Linked DNA regions of Homo sapiens: region 1 is linked to region 2. A link is a loop called in an ENCODE intact Hi-C map of the cell type or tissue named here. Cell type or tissue: adrenal gland. All regions are shown on one strand. Each heading gives the region's core, and the rest is flanking DNA. Links, peaks and the distances in the headings are about the cores only.

Region 1 (8,585 bases), core at 3,035-5,534, 400 kb after region 2:
AGAAGGACAAAAAGCATACAATGATCATAAGACTATGTTTTACAAAAGTTTTTGAAATGTGGGAAAATCATTTGAGAATTGGGAAACATATTTCTTATTCAATCTGCCACCAATTATAGTGTAAAGTGTGATATTTTGGCATGAGTGTTTTCTCATCAAAGTGTAAAAGTTTTGGAATTTCTTTCCAAGTAATGTGTTTGGAACAAACCTCTCTGGGCAGCATCTTTATCTGCAAACCCGATTGAATAGTGGGTAGTTGCAGGTTGGGAATAGGTAGGGAGGTATCTGTTACTTGACAATATTTTTGACAATAAAGTATTTAGGCAGCATCAAAATGTCATACACCGTCTTTTACTGATTTTAGGCAAGTTATTTGACCATTCTGAGTTTTGGTTTTCTCATTTAAAAATTGAAGTACTCGGGATAAATTATCTCTAATTCTCTTTAGCTCTAACAGCCTGCAAAACAATAATTGTTTTAAGGTGAACAAAACACAACTGGATCCTGTGTGTTCTCCAGAAAGTCCACTTTTTACATGGCCCTGATGGACAAAATGTCTTTTCTGCCACAGCATATTTATTAGCAATAATGATAATAATAATATTATCAACAGCCACCCAAAATCTACCAGACTAGACCTTGAACTCTACAATGCTGCTTTCACTAATTAGATGATATATACATTGAATCTGCAACTATAACCTCATTGTGGTTTACCCAAACTAGAGTCTTTTATCAATATGTCTTTGAGTGTTTCCTAATCTTCACATATGCCACATATTATAAAAAATTCTGGCAAGCTCAAAACTGTGTCCATTGGTCAATGTTGAGAGCTCAGAACTTTTACTTATCAGTGTTTATTTTTATTTATCTTATTATTTTCACAATTGTTATGTATAGACAAAACATAAATTTACCATTTTAACGACTCTAAAGTATACCATTCAGTGGCATTCAGTACATTTAGAATGTTTTAACAACTATCACTATGATCTGGTTCTATAACTTCATCATCGAAAATGAAAACTGCATCCATTATCCATCACTTCCCATTCCCTCTTCTCCCATTCTCTCTTCCCCCTCCTTTCTGCCTTCAGTTCCTATGAGCTACTAATCTGCTTTCTGTCTCCATGGATTTATGTATTATGGATAGTTCCCATAAATAAGATCATACAATATGTGTCTGACTTCCTCCACTTAGCATATTTTCAAAACTCATCCATGCTATAGCAGGTGTCAATACCTCATTCTTTTTATTCCTGAATAATTTTCCATTGTATGTATATATCATATATTATTTATCCATTCCTCAGTTGGTGGACATTTGGGTTGTTTCTATTTTTGACTATTATGAAAAATGGTGCTATGAAGACTCATGTACAAGTTATTGTTTGAGTATCTGTTTTCAGTTATTCTGGGTAAATATCTAGGAGTGGAATTATTGAGTCATATGGTAAATCTATCTTTAACTTATTGAGATATCAACAAATGGTTATCAACAGTGGTCAGACTAGTTTATATTCAGCACATGAAATTTATTTTATTTTATTTTATTTTATTTTATTTTATTTATTTTTTTTTTTTGAGACGTAGTCTCGCTCTGTCACCCAGGCTGGAGTGCAGTGGCATGATCTCGGCTTACTGCAACTTTTGCCTCCCAGGTTCAAGTAATTCTTCTGCCTCAGCCTCCAGAGTAGCTGGGATTACAGGTGCACACCACCACGTCTGGCTAATTTTTTATATTTTTGGTAGAGGCGGAGTTTCACCATGTTGGCCAGGCTGGTCTCAAACTCCTGACCTGAAGTGAGCCACCTGCCTCGGCCTCCCAAAGTGCTGGGATTACAGGCATGAGCCACCGCACTTGGCCAGCACATGAATTTTAAAATGAAGTTTTTAAGACACTCCTGTCGTAGGTAGAAATTATTACACTAATAAGATGGCTGAGGCCTTGAGAAGTTAGGGAACTTACTCAAGGTTACCACCTATAATTTGTTGATTCCCTCATTTAATGTTCATCAACCATAAGACCCATCAACCAAAAGGCTGAGTCCATAAAAACACAGACAGAAAAAACATTCCTGACACGAGTTTTTTCTTCCTTGTGATATGAAGAAGGCCTACAGCTTGATTTTGACATTGATTTCATTGTTCTCTTAAACTGAATTAAACATTCTGAATCAAATTTCCTATATTCTCTTAGTATGAGTTACTTCTTACTAACCAGTTTTCTCAGTTTCCTGTTGCCTACATTGTAATGCATGTATGCATCCATTCATTCATTTGCAACCCTTATTTAACAATCTTGCAGTATGATAGCTGAATAATCACTGTTAAACTTTCATACAATTCCACATCCTTTGCTCTAAAAAATGTACCTGATTTGTAAAATAAGAGAGTAGTTGTGGTCTGTTTTTTTCTTTACTGGAAAAGAGAACTTAATGATTTTAGAGAAAACAAAATATCATTGAGAGGAAAATGCAGACATCAAGATGAATGTTGTCATTATGGCCCCCCAAGGCATCAAAGTCACACTGTTGTATTAAAGATAAAAGTGTCTGCAGGCCACAGTGCAGTACTCCATAGGAGTTTTCCCTTACAGAATTCTAAAAGTTTCTGAGGATTACTTGTGAACACTTCTTTTGTGTACCTCCTCCCCGACTCCCTGCCCCGCTTTACACATTAACTTCAAACATCCTTGGACGCATTAAGGAATTGTCTTAGTTCAGTTGCAGGTGTCACAGAGCTCAAGAAAATACATCTAACCTTGTTGAGAAGAATTAAAAAACTGACTTACTCCTTGTATATATATATATAAAGCTAGTGTGCTTATAGGAAGCTTGAGGAATATGATCACACTTACACAATGATTTCTAGGGCAGTGAGTATTCCTATGTGGAATAATATGTAGAAAATTTCTTAAAGCCAGATATTAAAGAAGGATGGTTTTAGTAAAATGTGATGGGGGAAGTTGTACTACCATTATTACCAAAAACACATATTTAGTATTTGAACAGGCAACAGATTGTTTCAGCCGATTGTTTATCCAGCAATATATTATGGTAGGCACTCAAGAAATAGCCAGGCCTCTAGTAGGCCTTCTAGGTACATTATTTAATTTTATATGTACATACACAAGAGGCATCATCATGAAAATATGCATATGAATATAAATATATGTATGCATGCATTTATTTCATGGTAATATCCTATATGAAAGAAATAATGTTAATAAAATGTCAACACATTTATAACTTAAATGTTTTTATATTTTATGCACAAATAGATTAAAAAGTAGTCTTTCTATAGCTATGCATAATTTAATTAGGTTCTAAATTATCATAAAGCAATGATTTAAAACTGTTTTAGGTGAAAGCAATAGCTCCTTCAACAGTTTTAACACAAAGCTTTGAAAAAGTAGGGGGGTGTTATCTGAAGATGGAATAGCTGTAATGTTTGATGCTGCATCATGCTGATAACACTTCTCTGAAAATATCACCTGGTATTGTGAAACACTTGATGTAACTGCAAACATAAAAAAAAAAAATAACAAAAAGCAAAGATTAAAGCATAGTTACTGGACCTCACTTAGAAACAGATATAGTAGTAGTTTGGCTTTCTATGTAGGTGGCATTCCCATTGAATTCCACATGGGATCGTTTTCTACCACATCTAAATAACCAAGCACACTGTTAACCAATTTTAGAGGAAAATTAGTCCCATCCTATAAATGGATTACTCTGTTCACTGTAATCTGTGTTTAAATACTGTCCTGCATTTTTTCTTTTACTCTGCTTGATTCATTGAATGTTTTATGGGCTTGTTTACTACAGAGAATGAAAGGTTACTTGTGAAGTTGGCTTTAGAAAAATGCAAGTGAGAACCAATAATGAAATTATTTAATAACATTTGGCTGTAATCCTTATCCTACCAGGATCACATAATCAGGAGAATAGTACCAAAAATGAAATCTCTGCAGACATCACACATACCAATTGAGTTTACAGACTTCAGAAATCCTAACAGGTGGTGGTAAAACATACTTGAATGACACAGTAGTTAAGTTACAACATGGGAGAGAATGAAGGCATCGTTTCATATTGTTAAAGTGCTAGAATTTTCAATGGTCGTGCAACAATGAAATATTTGAGTTTCTTCAACATGGACGTTCTGAATGTGCCTTCATTTTTAATTTAACTATATAAATTGTCATTTGCTTTAAAAAAATAATTATACTCAATGGAACAGAAAAGATATAGAAAATGTTTTGAACACTTCCAGTGCCATCTATTGGCTGTTAAATTTGTTGTTTCCATGCTGAGCCAAGACATACCAGTTACTATTAGGTAAAGAAGAAGACATTTCACACATTCCAGATAAAAACACATCCAATTAGATACTTGAAGAGTTAAACATATCATAATGTGCCTCAGGATTCCTATCTGTGAGATTTCAAGTGAGTTAAAATGCCTGATATACGATAAAAAGGAATAGGCAGAGATAAAAACTAAACTTTTCATATAATAAATAATTTTCTAAAATCCTGGTAGCTTTTACAAATGCAATGTTAATCTTATTTTGTCATTGTAAGCATAAGGGAAGCTACATCATGTCACAAAAATGGTTCAATTAATAGCATTTTCTCCACCTACAGGGATCAGAAATAAGCAGGGAAAAGATTATAAAGTGCATATTTAAAAATTTTTCTAAATCTCCCTTTTTACATGTGCATAATAATTGTTGAATTAGATAATCAAACATTCAAATTAAAAGACGTAATTAATTTCAGGCAAAATTATTTTCTTACTCAATTTTGCAAGCACAACTAATTGAATAAAGAATTAAGCCTAGGAAAAAAGAAGTAACCCTTATTGGGACATATTTGGCAGTCATAATTTACCAAAAAATAATATAATTTTCTCATGGTACAATTAGTTGTTAAAATTAATTTTTTTTCATTTCCAGCCCACCTGACTTTTGGTTTATAAATCTGTAAATGGCTTTGAACATTACATGTTTATATAACACTTCACTGGAAAGTACACAGTTTTTACTTACATTTCTGCCATATTAATTAATTGTAGACTAGTTATTACAGGCTTATAAATAATAAATGTTTATGAAGTTTTACTGTGAGGTGAAATACACATTTGAAACCATATATAAAAGATAAATTTGCTATTTAATTTTCGAAAATGTGAGCTGTTAGTTTTCTCAGTTTATTTTATATTTTGTATTTCTATGTTGATATTTCAGTTTAACCAAAAAAATCCTCACAGCATCCCAAGGATTTCAGGGGTGATATAACTTCTGTAGACCTAAATCTGTTTAGAAATGGAGCCCTATTCCAATGTTTCTTCTATTCAAACAGATTACCTTCTCATAGGGAAGACAGATGAAACAGTACTTTCCATTGTCAAAGCTGCTAATTTCCTCAGAAGGGTTACCTAGGCAATGAAACAAACAAAAAATGATTGGAAAAAATGTATTTGATTCTTGTCTATAATTTAGAAATGCTGTGTCTGATCCTCATTCTGTGTTTTCCTCCAAGAATATCTTTCATGTGAACAGAGGTATATTAAATATTCAGAAAACATGTGAATAAAATTGTGCTACTTTGTGCTCAAAAATAAATAAAATACTTAAACCCCCAAACACAGAATATTTCCTAAGATGGGAAAGAAAAGCTGCCTTTCCTATCTGAAAACAGTGCTTTCTTTTTCTGTAATGACTTTATTAGTCATGGCTTACATTGCCCCTCAGATGGTCATTCTTCAGAGAATTGGTTTACATAACATCCTTGAAGATGAACCTCAGAAGTTCTAATGATTCAGCAGCTCCCGGGGACTTGCTTGCATTTGGACCATTAATAATTAATACAGTTCAGTATATAATAGGAGTTCCCATCAATGGATTGCTATTTAAGTATAAAATGCTATTTGGATACATATCCTGCCAAGAAACTATGTATGTTAGGATCAATTTAAATAAGAGCTGAGAGAGTTTAAAGGGGAGAATTTAGTTGAATTAATTTTTTGCACAAATTAGAAAGAACATACATGTGCAAATGTATGTGGTATATCATTTTCACAGTTAGCAACATAAATCTATTCAGTATTTTACAGCAATAGCTCTACATTTTCTAGCTAAATAGAAATACTTTTGAAGACCCAGCTCAGTATTTCCCACAGGGAATCATGTAACTGCAGTTGCACAAACTTTTCTTCCATGTATTAACCTAAAATTATTAAGAATCTGAGCTCTGGCCTCAGATGCTTGGGTTTGAATCAGCATTCTGACACTAATCTCCTGTATCAAAGTGGGTAGGTTATATAAATCCTATAAGTCTCAGTTTCCTTATGTGTAAAACAAAAATACCTCTGAACACTGGAAATATCACACATAATGGTACCATCAAAGTGTGTGTTATAGGTACTGGTCAACAAAATACATATTTAACATATTTTAGTAATTACTGTCAAGTAAGATTCGAATTTGTTATTTGGCTAGAAAAAAAGGGAACTGTGATTTATTTTAAGGAGAAAAAAGAGTGGGACACAAGTAAACTGTTGGATTTTAGCCTACCCATAGCTTTCCATTCAGCTTTGTGACTCTCACCTGAGGAAAACAGAGATGCATCCGTGTTGTGGCACCTCATTGGAGCTTGATGAGTTACACAATAATGGCCATACCTGGCCTCAGACCTCTAACCATCACCACATGCAATCAGCATAAAGATATTTAATGAATGTGCAAGAGCTTTGTGTCATGGGAACCTGTGAAATTGGTACTTTTCCTCTAAGGGACATCCTAGAAGTACCACTGTGCCTCCTTTACCCACAACACTGAAGGACACTCCTTCAAAACACTGAGGGAATCTCTCTGGAAGACTCTCCTCCTGCCAGCACTCACACCCTAAGGTCAATTCTGTGATGGCCATTGTATTCCAGTTGAGTTGAAACAGAGATCATGAATAATTTAGCTTTATTTTCAAAAAGCCTCCAATAGCAAAACTAGAAGGGCAAGAACTGAGATAAAAGGAGAGAAGAATGGGTGGATGGGAATTCGGACAGAAGAATTCAGAAACTCATCGTCTGAAAGTGAGAGTGAGAGAGAAAAATAAAATGGCCAGAGTCATAAGATAGCCAGGGAGTAAGAGGAAAGAAAAGAAGAGAAGAAGCTGGCGAGGAGAGGGAAGGAACAGCAGGTGGGGAGAAGGCACTGAGAAGCTTGTTATGAAAACCATAGGAAGCCCTACAGAGACAGCACACTTGTTTATCCTAACAGCACTCTTTTTTCAACTGCTATTCTTGCTTTTGTACCAGATGTAGTTTTAGTATGTTCTTTAACTGATATATTCTTTATGTGAAAAACTTTACGAGATAGGTAGATACTATTATCATTACCATCTTTATACATGGGAAAGCTCAGGCACAGAAATAAGCAATTGGAGGCTGGGCGCAGTGGCTCACGCCTGTAATCCCAGTACTTTGAGAGGCCGAGGCCAACAGATCACCTGAGGTCAGGAGTTTGACCAGCCTGGCCAAAATGGTAAAACCCCGTGTCTACTAAAAATACAAACAAACAAACAAACAAACAAACAAAACAAACAAAAACAAAACAATTTAGCCAGGTGTAGAGGTACACGCCTGTAGTCCCGGCTACTCAGGAGGCTGAGGCAGGAGAATCACTTGAACCCAGGAGGCAGAGGTTGCAGTGAGCTGAGATCGCGTCATTTCATTCTAGCCTGAATGAGAAGAGCAAAACTCTGTCTCAAAAAAAATAATAAAATAAAATAAAAATTTTTAAAAAATAAGCAACTGGAGGAAACACATACTGCTCTTTCCCTTTTTTCTTACAGGTAATTGACTAATCACCCCCATCACCCTATCCTACTGAAGGAACCTCAACTTCTGTTCAAGTCCCTCTTTGATTATTAAGTTAGAATATCCAATGCACCACAGAAAACCAGATTTTCCAGTTCTGGTATCCTATGGCGTGATCAATTAAAAGGTTTCATCTTGCTATGGTTTCAATGTGGCCCCTCCAAAATTCAGGTGTTGCCAGTGTGTTGGTGTTGAGAGATTGGGTGTTTGGGATGTGATTAGGTCAGGAGGGCACCTCCCTTGTGAATGGGATTAGGTGTCCTTATTAGAAGTCTTGAATGGGAAAGTTTGTCCCTTTTTAGCTTGCACTTTCACCTTCTCCCATGTGAGGACACAGCAAGAAGGCCCTCACCAGAATTAGGTGCAGGCACTTTGATCTTGGACTTCTCAGACCCCTGAATTCTGAAAAATAAATTCCTGTTGTTTATAAATTGCTCAGTGTGAGATTTTGTTACAGGAGGACAAAATGGGCTAAGACACATTTATTAAAAAGCAACCACCGGATATTTAAAATGTTTTTGCAAGTACTGAAATTAACTTCATTCTTTCTATTTCAATTAAGGGGAATGAAATATAGTGTGTATATGATGAAAATGTTTATAAAATGTTATATTCCAAAGAGATTTTTAAAAATTAACCCTTAGCTTATTTTAGGAGAAGCTCATATTTTCTTCGTCTTTCTAGTGGTCAGTGTATGTGGCT
Region 2 (8,585 bases), core at 3,443-5,942:
ACAAGGGCGTGTTGCCCTTGGTCTGCTAATCTCCTTCTATGCATGGTAGATAATTAATTCTTGTCTCATGATTGTCTTTGCTGAAACTGGTTTTTTTCTTTCATTAGAAGGGTTGGACCAAACTTGGTTTCTGCTTATGTAGTTGTTTAGCTCACTTTCAATGTACATATTTATAGATATATTTTATTGAGGCTTTGCAAAATGGCTGCTTCTCATGGCTTTTTTTTCTGGGGACTGCCTTTTCTTTCCAGGTGGCTCCCCACATTTCTGATAATGTCTTTCTGATATGAGTTCTATGTTATTTGTCCATTTGCCTCTCTTGCACGTGATCATGATTCTACCATATTTAGGATGTTGTTTTCCCTTTGCACTCTCTGTTATTGTACTAATAAAGGAAGAGGAGAGAGATCATCTTTCATAGAAAGAGCACTTTTCTCATTAGGGCAGCATCATGATGCTTGTGTATTAAGACTTCATGGCTTAACTGCTTTTGCCTTCTGCCCAGGGATGATAGTGCCATATCCAGCCAATCTGAATATGTGACCCTATCGGCAGACATATCTCTCTTGTGGCAATGGAGTCATCTTGTACAATAAGTTGCTACCATTGAGCATTAAACTCATCAAATGAAAAAAAAAAAATGCCCGGGACATTCTCTATAACAAAGACCTACTATCCTGGGAAAAAGACTTCTCAGAGCTTTATTACACCCAACAGGAGCGGTGTTTACCCAACTTCATTCCCATCTAGCAATTCTGTCTCACCTGAAAGGGGAGAACAAAACTAGGAAATACTGGTGTAGATCACAGCCCAGGAACACAGGTCTAGTAAAGGACTAAGATCCCATCATAAGATTATAGAAGGATTCCTTTAACATACTTGCTACCACCACATCAACAGGGTACTAGTGTATATAGTAATAGTGAGTAATAGTGGAGAACAGTTAAAAAACCTGCAAGGCACAGACTTTATTTACATATGAGTTTTTAGGGAAGCCCAAAGACAGTAGAGAATAAAAAAACAGAATCTCATAGAATGTGAAGTCTCTGGAACATATGGCTAAAGCAAATATTGAACACAGTACAACTCCTAGCCAAAATAACATAAAACCTCACACAAATGGCCATATACCTCCGTTCTTGTTATCTAATACATCATGTAAGTCTTTCAACAATAAAACATTTCAACAAAAGTAAAACATGTTAAAGGACAAGAAAAATCAGTTCAATATTTAAAAATACCATTTACAACAGCACCAAATACACAGAGAAGCTACATGTGGAAAACTACCAAACTTCGATGAAAGAGATCAGTGCAGATCTAATAAATGGAGGGATATTTTATATAAATATTCCACCAGATTCAATAATGTTGGATGTCAGTTCTTCCCAATGTTTTCTATAGAGTCAATGCAATCCCAACAAAAATTCCAGCAGGCTATTTATAAATATTCACGAACTGATTCTAAAGTTTACATGGAAAATCAAAAGACCTAGAACAACCAACCTAATACTGAGGGACTTAACACTAGCTGATTTCAGGACCTACTCTAAAGCTACAATAATCAAAAGAGATTGATATCAATAACAACAACCAAAAATAGGCACATAGCTGGGCGTGGTGGCACACGCCTGTAGTCCCAGCTACTCGGGAGGCTGAGGCAGGAGAATTGCTTCAACCCAGGAGGCAAAGGTTGCAGGTTGCAGTGAGCCAAATTCAAGCCACTGCACTCCAGCCTGGGTGACAGAGGGAGAGTCCGTCATAAATAAATAAATAAATAAATGCCCATAGATAAATCAATGAGAATAAAACCCCAGAAATATACCAAAATGAATGTGCTCAACTGATATTTGAAGAAAGAGCAAAAGCAATTCAACCAAGAAAAGATAGCATGTTCAGACAATTGAATGTCTGTATGAAAAAGGGGAGAGGGACATCCAGACACAGACTATACACTTTCCACAAAATTTAGCTCAAAATACCTTGCAGACCTAAATGTTAAACTATAAAGCTTCTAGAAGAAAACAAGAAAATATCTCAGTGACATTGGTTTTGGCAATTTTTAAGAATAACACAAAAGGCACAATTTGTGAAAGAACTAAAAACAGATTTAATTAAAGTAAATTTTGCTTTATGAAAGACATTGTTAAGAGAACAAAAAGATAAGACTAGAAAAAAATATTTGGAAAATACAGATCTGATGAAGAATGTGTATCTGAAATATACAAACACTTAAAACTCAAAAATAAAAAAGCAAGCAACCCAATTTAAAAATGGGGAAGAAATCCAGAGGCACTGCATTAAAAAAGATAAACAGATGGAAAATAAGGATATAAAAGAATACTCAACATCATTTTCCATTAGGGAATTGCAAATTAAAATAATAATGACATGCCAGTACACGCCTATTAGAATGGCTAAATTCCAAAAAACTGACGATACAACATACTGGCCAAGATATCGAGTGACAGAAATTGTCATTTATTGCTGGTGGGAAAGAAAAATCATACTGCTACTTTGGAAGACATTTTGACAATCTCTTTCAAAGTTAAACAAATCTTACTATATATCCAGTAATTTTTTCCTAGACATTTATGCAACTGATTTAAAACCTAAGTCTACAGAAAAACATGGACATGAATGATTTTAAGTTTTTTTTTCATAATCACCAAAATCTAGAAGCACTCAAAATGGCCTGCAATAGGAGAACGGATAAACTATGGTACAGCCATGTATTGGAATATTATTTGACAATAAAAATAAATTAGCTATGAAGCCACAAAAATACATAAATGAACCTTAAATATGTATTGTTAACTGGAAAAAAAAGCCCATCTGAAAGGACTACATACTGCATGATTCCATTTATATGACACTCTGGTAAAGGCAAAACTATAGAGACTGTCATAATATCAGTGATTTCCTGGGGCTGGAGGAGAAAAGGGTAGGGCTAAAGAAAGGACAGGTGATCTCCTATAGTGGAAAAATTATTTTGTATTATATTGTAATTGTAAATATATAACTATGCATTTGTCAAAACTCATAGAGATTTCCAGGACAAAGAATGAATGTTAATATATGCAAATTTAAAAAATCATTTAGCAGGTAAGAGGATCTCAGGATAGAATGCAGAATGTGACAAAATAATCTAATTGTGCTACAAAGATATTAACTCAATTGAATGGAAGAAAGGTTTTGGAAATGAGTGGACTGTAAGACTCAAGGCAAAAGGAGCTATACTTCAGTGCTACACTTGAGTTAATAATTTTTTTTCCCATAATGGCACAGATGAACAATTTTGAAATCACTCTGCATGTATACTGAAAAGTAAGTAAACAGATAACACGTGATTGAAACCAAGTTCTCATTGCTGGAATGGGAATTTTCAGACATGCAAGGAGAGGAGACTAGTATGGTTCATGTGGTAATGGATTAAAGTTTGAAATATCACTATGATCTCATTCTTAGCAATATAGATACAAATGGTTACATATAGAAATATGTATAGATAAGATGTACATGGGTTACATGTGCTGGTTAATTTTATGTGTCAGCTTGACTGGACTAAGGAATGTCCAGAGAGCAGGTAAAATGTTATTTCTGAGTGTGTCTGTGAGTGTTTCTAGAAGAGATTACCATTTGAATCATAGACTGAGTACAGAACGTCACCCTCACTATTGTAGGTGAACATCATCCAGTTGGGTGAGGACCTGAATAGACAAAAAAGCCAGGGGAAGGGTTTTTTGAGCTGAGACTTTCATCTTCTTCTGCACTCTGACATTGTTGTTGCTGGTTCTTGAGCTTTCAGATTTTGATCAGATTTTACACCTGTGGGCCCCAGTTCTCAGGTCTTTGGGCTGAATCACACTACCCACTTTCCTTGTTCTCCAGTTTAGAGATGGCAGACTGTGGCACATCTTAGCCTCTATAACTATGTGAACCAATTTCTATAATAAATCTCCTTGTATATACATGTGTATATGTATGTATGTGTATGTATCCTGTTGGTTCTGAAGAACCCTGACTAATACAGTATACATAAATATATTTCATACTCTGTTAGCTAAGAGGGCCTAGAAGCATCAATACCCTAGTAGCAACAACTGCCTAGGTTTTGGTGTCTAATTCCATTCTCCAATAAAAGGAACAAGGAGCTTGGATCATCTTGTGCAGACAATAAGCTCGAACAGAACAAAGCAAAATGAAACAAAACCCCACAATGTTGGGGATTTTCCAAAAGGACATAGGAACCAACTGAAAGAGCTCTAGTGGCCAAAATGAGAACATTTTGAGCAATGAAGTATTATTGGATTACAACCCAAAGTATAAAATAAACATCCTTGAGTTGTCACTGACATAAATAAATGTGAGGAGAAATAAATAAATGAGAGAATAAAGATATTTCTGATACAAAAGAATTTTAAACAATTTATGTAGATGTAACACCCTCAAGGATGAATCATAGCTTTTTATTCCACAAGGGGGAGCTGTGCCTAGTAACTTCCTTCAAAGGGTACAGTATAAAAAGAGGGAAAAGGAAAAGAGAAATTTTACAGTGGAGAAAACCAACAAATGCTACCTCAGTCAGGAGATCAAGATTAATAACAGTGATTCATCATGTTGGTAGTATATACCCTTGATATGATATGGTGAAGATGGCACTCTGTCAGCCTCCTCCCCAAAACCCATAACCCTGGTTTAATCATAAGAAAAACTTCAGAGCAATTCCAATAGAAGGGCATTCTACAAGATACCTAACCAATATTCCTCAAAATTGTTAAGGTCATCAAAAACAAGGCAAGTATGAGAAATCGTCATAGCCAAGAGAAGCCAAAGGAAACAGGATAACTCAATATAATGTGGTATCTTTCATGGGATGCTGGATAAGGAAAATGACATTAGTAAAAACTAAGGGAATCTAAATAAAATGTATGCTTCAGTTAATCCTAATATATTAATATTGCCTCATAAATTGTAACAAACACACCAAACTAATGTAAGATATTGATAGGGAAAACTGTGTGGGGTTGTATGGAGTATAGGTATATGGGAACTCCCTGAACTATCTTCTCAATGTTTCTGTAAATCTAAAACTATTTTTAAAAGTAAAGTTTATTAAAATTTTTAAAAACATAGTGTGAAATCTTATTTGTATAAGGACATGTTAATTATGGAATGAAATAGCATGCATAATATTGGTTTGGCTCTGTGTCCCCACCCAAGTCTCATCCGGAATTGCAATCCCCAGATGGTGGGGGTGGGGGGACCTGGTGGGAGGTGATTGGATCACAGGGGCAGTATCCTCCATGCTGTTCTCATGACAGTGAGTGAGCCCTCACAAGGTCTGATAGTTTAACAGTGTGTGGCAGTTCCTTCCTTGCTCTGCCATGATAAGATGTGCTTGCTTCACCTTTGCCTTCCACCATGGTTTAAGTTTCCTGAGGCCTCCCAACCATGCTGCTGTACAGCCTGCAGAAGTGTGAGTCAATTAAACCTCTTTTCTTCATAAATTACTCAGTCTCAGGTAGTTATTTATAGCAGTGTGAGAACAGACTAAAAACAATGCATAAATTTAAAAAATAAAGCAAGGGAAAGACACCTGAGACTACAGGTGGGCATTGGGAGTTGTAATCCAAATGGTGTAATCTGAGCAGGCCTCTTTGAAAAGCTGACATTTGAATTGTGGCTTAAAGGAGGTAAGGAGGTGAAGACAGGAGACACAGTAGATATCTGGTGGAAGTATGTTTCTAGGAGAGAGAAATATGGGTGGGAATGCCTAGAAATGGGTGGTGTTTGGCATCCTCAGAGAGAAGTGAGAAGGTTATAGAGGGAACAAGGTAGCAGGACATGAGGTCACTCAAAACGATTGATTGTGGATGCACAGATCTTGGAAGACCTCTTATTTTTACTCTGAAAAAAAAAAATAGGACCCTTTGATTTGGCTCATTTTATTTATTTTTTGAGACAAAGTCTTGCTCTGTCACCCAGGCTGGAGTGCAGTGGTACAATCTTGACTCACTGCAGCCTGGAACTCCCACGCTCAAGTGATCCTCCCACTTCAGCCTTCTGAGTTGCTGGGACTATAAGTGTGTGTCACATGCCTGCTTTTAAAAAATTTTTTATAGAGATAGTGTCTCCCTATATTGCCTACGTTGGTCTTAAACTTCTGGGCTCAAGTTTTCTTTATGCCTTGGCCTCCCAAAGTGCTGGGATTTCAGGCATGAGCCACTATGCCTGACTTATTTTATTTTAACAAGGGGGATATTTAGGAAACATCATGAAAAAATCATGTAAGAGAGGGTGAGAAAGAGAGAAAGACTATGTTCATATTGAGAGATATGTGTCTCTAAAGAGCTATGGCACTGTGATCTTTATCCACATGAAATATAGACAAATTAAATTCAAGTAACTAATGTGAGTCATCTAACTTCAGTGGGGAGGCAGGCAATCCCTTTAACCTTACTGATAGTAACAATGTCTTCTAGCGAATGAAGAAGAGGTTTCTCTGTAGAATCTCTAGGAGTCAGCAGTGATGCCCACCTTAGGCTTAGCAACCACAGAGTATCCCACTGGCACTCAGCCTCCAGTAGCTGTTTTAGAGTCCTCCATTGCCACGGGGATAAATCAAACTTCCCTCTCCAGTGGAAAGGCTAGGGACCAAAACTAGACTTGTGGAATGAGGTTGCCCTTAGGATGCTTTCAATTATCTTGAGGAAAGGCATCCTTTGAAGGAAAGAAAGGTATTCTCACTAGAGGAGAGAGGAGAATTTGGTAAAATAGCTTCAAATTTAAAATAAGTACAATGTTATTTTTATCACAAACTAATGACCCAGGTTATATAATTGTATTTCGGCGTAAGCTTCCCAAGCATATATGGTCTTCGCATCTTACAAAATACTCTCATTATCTATGTTGGAGGATAAGGTGTTTTTGTTTGTTTGTTTGTTTGTTTGTTTTGACGGAGTCTTACTCTGTCACCAGGCTGGAGTGCAGTAGTGTGATCTCGGCTCACTGCAACCTCTGCCTCCCGGGTTCAAGTGATTCTCCTGCCTCAGCCTCCTGAGTAACTAGGACTACAGGCACTCACCACCATGCCCAGCTATTTTTTGTGTTTTTAGTAGAGATGGGGTTTCACTATGTTGGCCAGGATGGTCTCAATCTCTTGACCTTGTGATCCGCCTGCCTTGGCCTCCCATCGTGCTGGTGTGAGCCACCGTGCCCGGCCAGGATAAAGTTTAAAGGACAGTAGAAATGGTAAATACAATGAAGGGCTCCTAATCAAAGTGCTGTCTTTCTATCCCACTGAGTTTCAATCACAATCTGCGTGAGAATTCTTGGTTTGCCCAATTGCTTCCCCTGTACAATTCTTTTATAATGAAGAACAGTTTACTCAGGTAGTCCAGAATTATAGTGGTTAAGAAACCAGACTGGAAAGCCAAAGAATATACATGGATGAATAAATGGGTGGATGGATGGGTGGATGGATGGATGGCTGAAAAGGAACAAAAGAAAGAAGAAAGGAAGGAGGGAAGGAAAGAAGGAAGGAAGGAAAGAAGGAAGGAAAGGAAGGAAGGAAGGAAGGGGAAAGGAACGGAAGGGGAAGGAAGGAAGGGGAAGAGAAGGGAAGGGAAGGAAGGAAAGGAAGGAAGGAAGGATTATTAATACATAGATGTATATCTCACCTCTGTTATTTTTGCAATATATTCCCAGTTTTGTATGTAATTTACTGGGAAGAAGAGAAGGTGGTAAACTGCAGAGAACCATTAAAATATATTTAATACCTTTAATGTCAGTACCAACAAAAATTATGAAACCATTTTACTTTAAAGCGGGTTTGCATGAGGAATTTTTGTCAGAAGTACGTAATCAGATAATTTATCCCAAAGTAGAAAAATTCTGCATCCCTAAGATGGCACTGCTACAAATTAGGATATGGGGAAGAAAAAAGATTTTAGTATGAATAACAATAACGACTTGACAACAAGAATTGTTTGCAATCATTTAAAAGGCAATCCATTTAAAGTACATTGAAAGCTGCCCTTACTCAAGTGCTGGGTCAAGAACAGAGAAACCAGGGATATCCTAGCCCGGGAGGCTGTTTCATGAAATTGTGACAAGGTATTTCTGCTAGGCAGGCATAGCCTTGACAGGCACATGTTGGTTCATGGAGTGTGGAATGGATTTCATCACATGTGTCCACTAGGCTGAACACCCTTGAATACAGGACCTGAATATTACAAGACCAAAAATTGGGTGAAGAGAGAATGCTCCTCCTGCTTTGCTCTCAGTAATAATTAGGTGAAATTCCTCGGAGCCACCACAGTAGCGCTGAACCGGAGCACTAGGTGTGAAAGTTAAAAAACTCTCCAGAAACTTAAAAAAAAAAAATAATCTTACACATAAACAATGTAAGCTAACTGGCATATACAGAAAAGAGAGGAAAGGGGATTCTGGCTACCATTTAACTTTTGTAATTAGATGCCATTTTCACTGACATCCAGCTTCTGGTGGCAGACGTGGTACCAACTCTTAGTATACACCTTGCAGAGTTATAACCAAATGTTGTATTTTATATCTATGCCACG

The links. Hi-C counts contacts between places; a loop is a spot of excess contacts. Peaks named below come from ENCODE experiments on the same cell type or tissue, not always from the same donor. Only the 100,000 strongest peaks of a DNase experiment are listed, where the experiment ranks them.
Region 1: a loop joins it to region 2, with 2.4 times the contacts of the local background. A loop is called at or near these places in 28 of 110 quality-filtered maps.

The regions. Positions count from the first base shown.
Region 1 is chr12:59,427,158-59,435,742 of GRCh38, reverse strand. No RefSeq gene overlaps it. Among named protein-coding and RNA genes, the nearest start is that of LINC02448, 93 kb to the left of the region's middle. In adrenal gland, for the core only: CTCF peaks have their summits at 4,112 and 4,311 (motif pointing left); no DNase peak of the experiment used is centred there.
Region 2 is chr12:59,831,058-59,839,642 of GRCh38, reverse strand. No RefSeq gene overlaps it. Among named protein-coding and RNA genes, the nearest start is that of SLC16A7, 240 kb to the right of the region's middle. In adrenal gland, for the core only: CTCF peaks have their summits at 4,225 and 4,445 (motif pointing right); no DNase peak of the experiment used is centred there.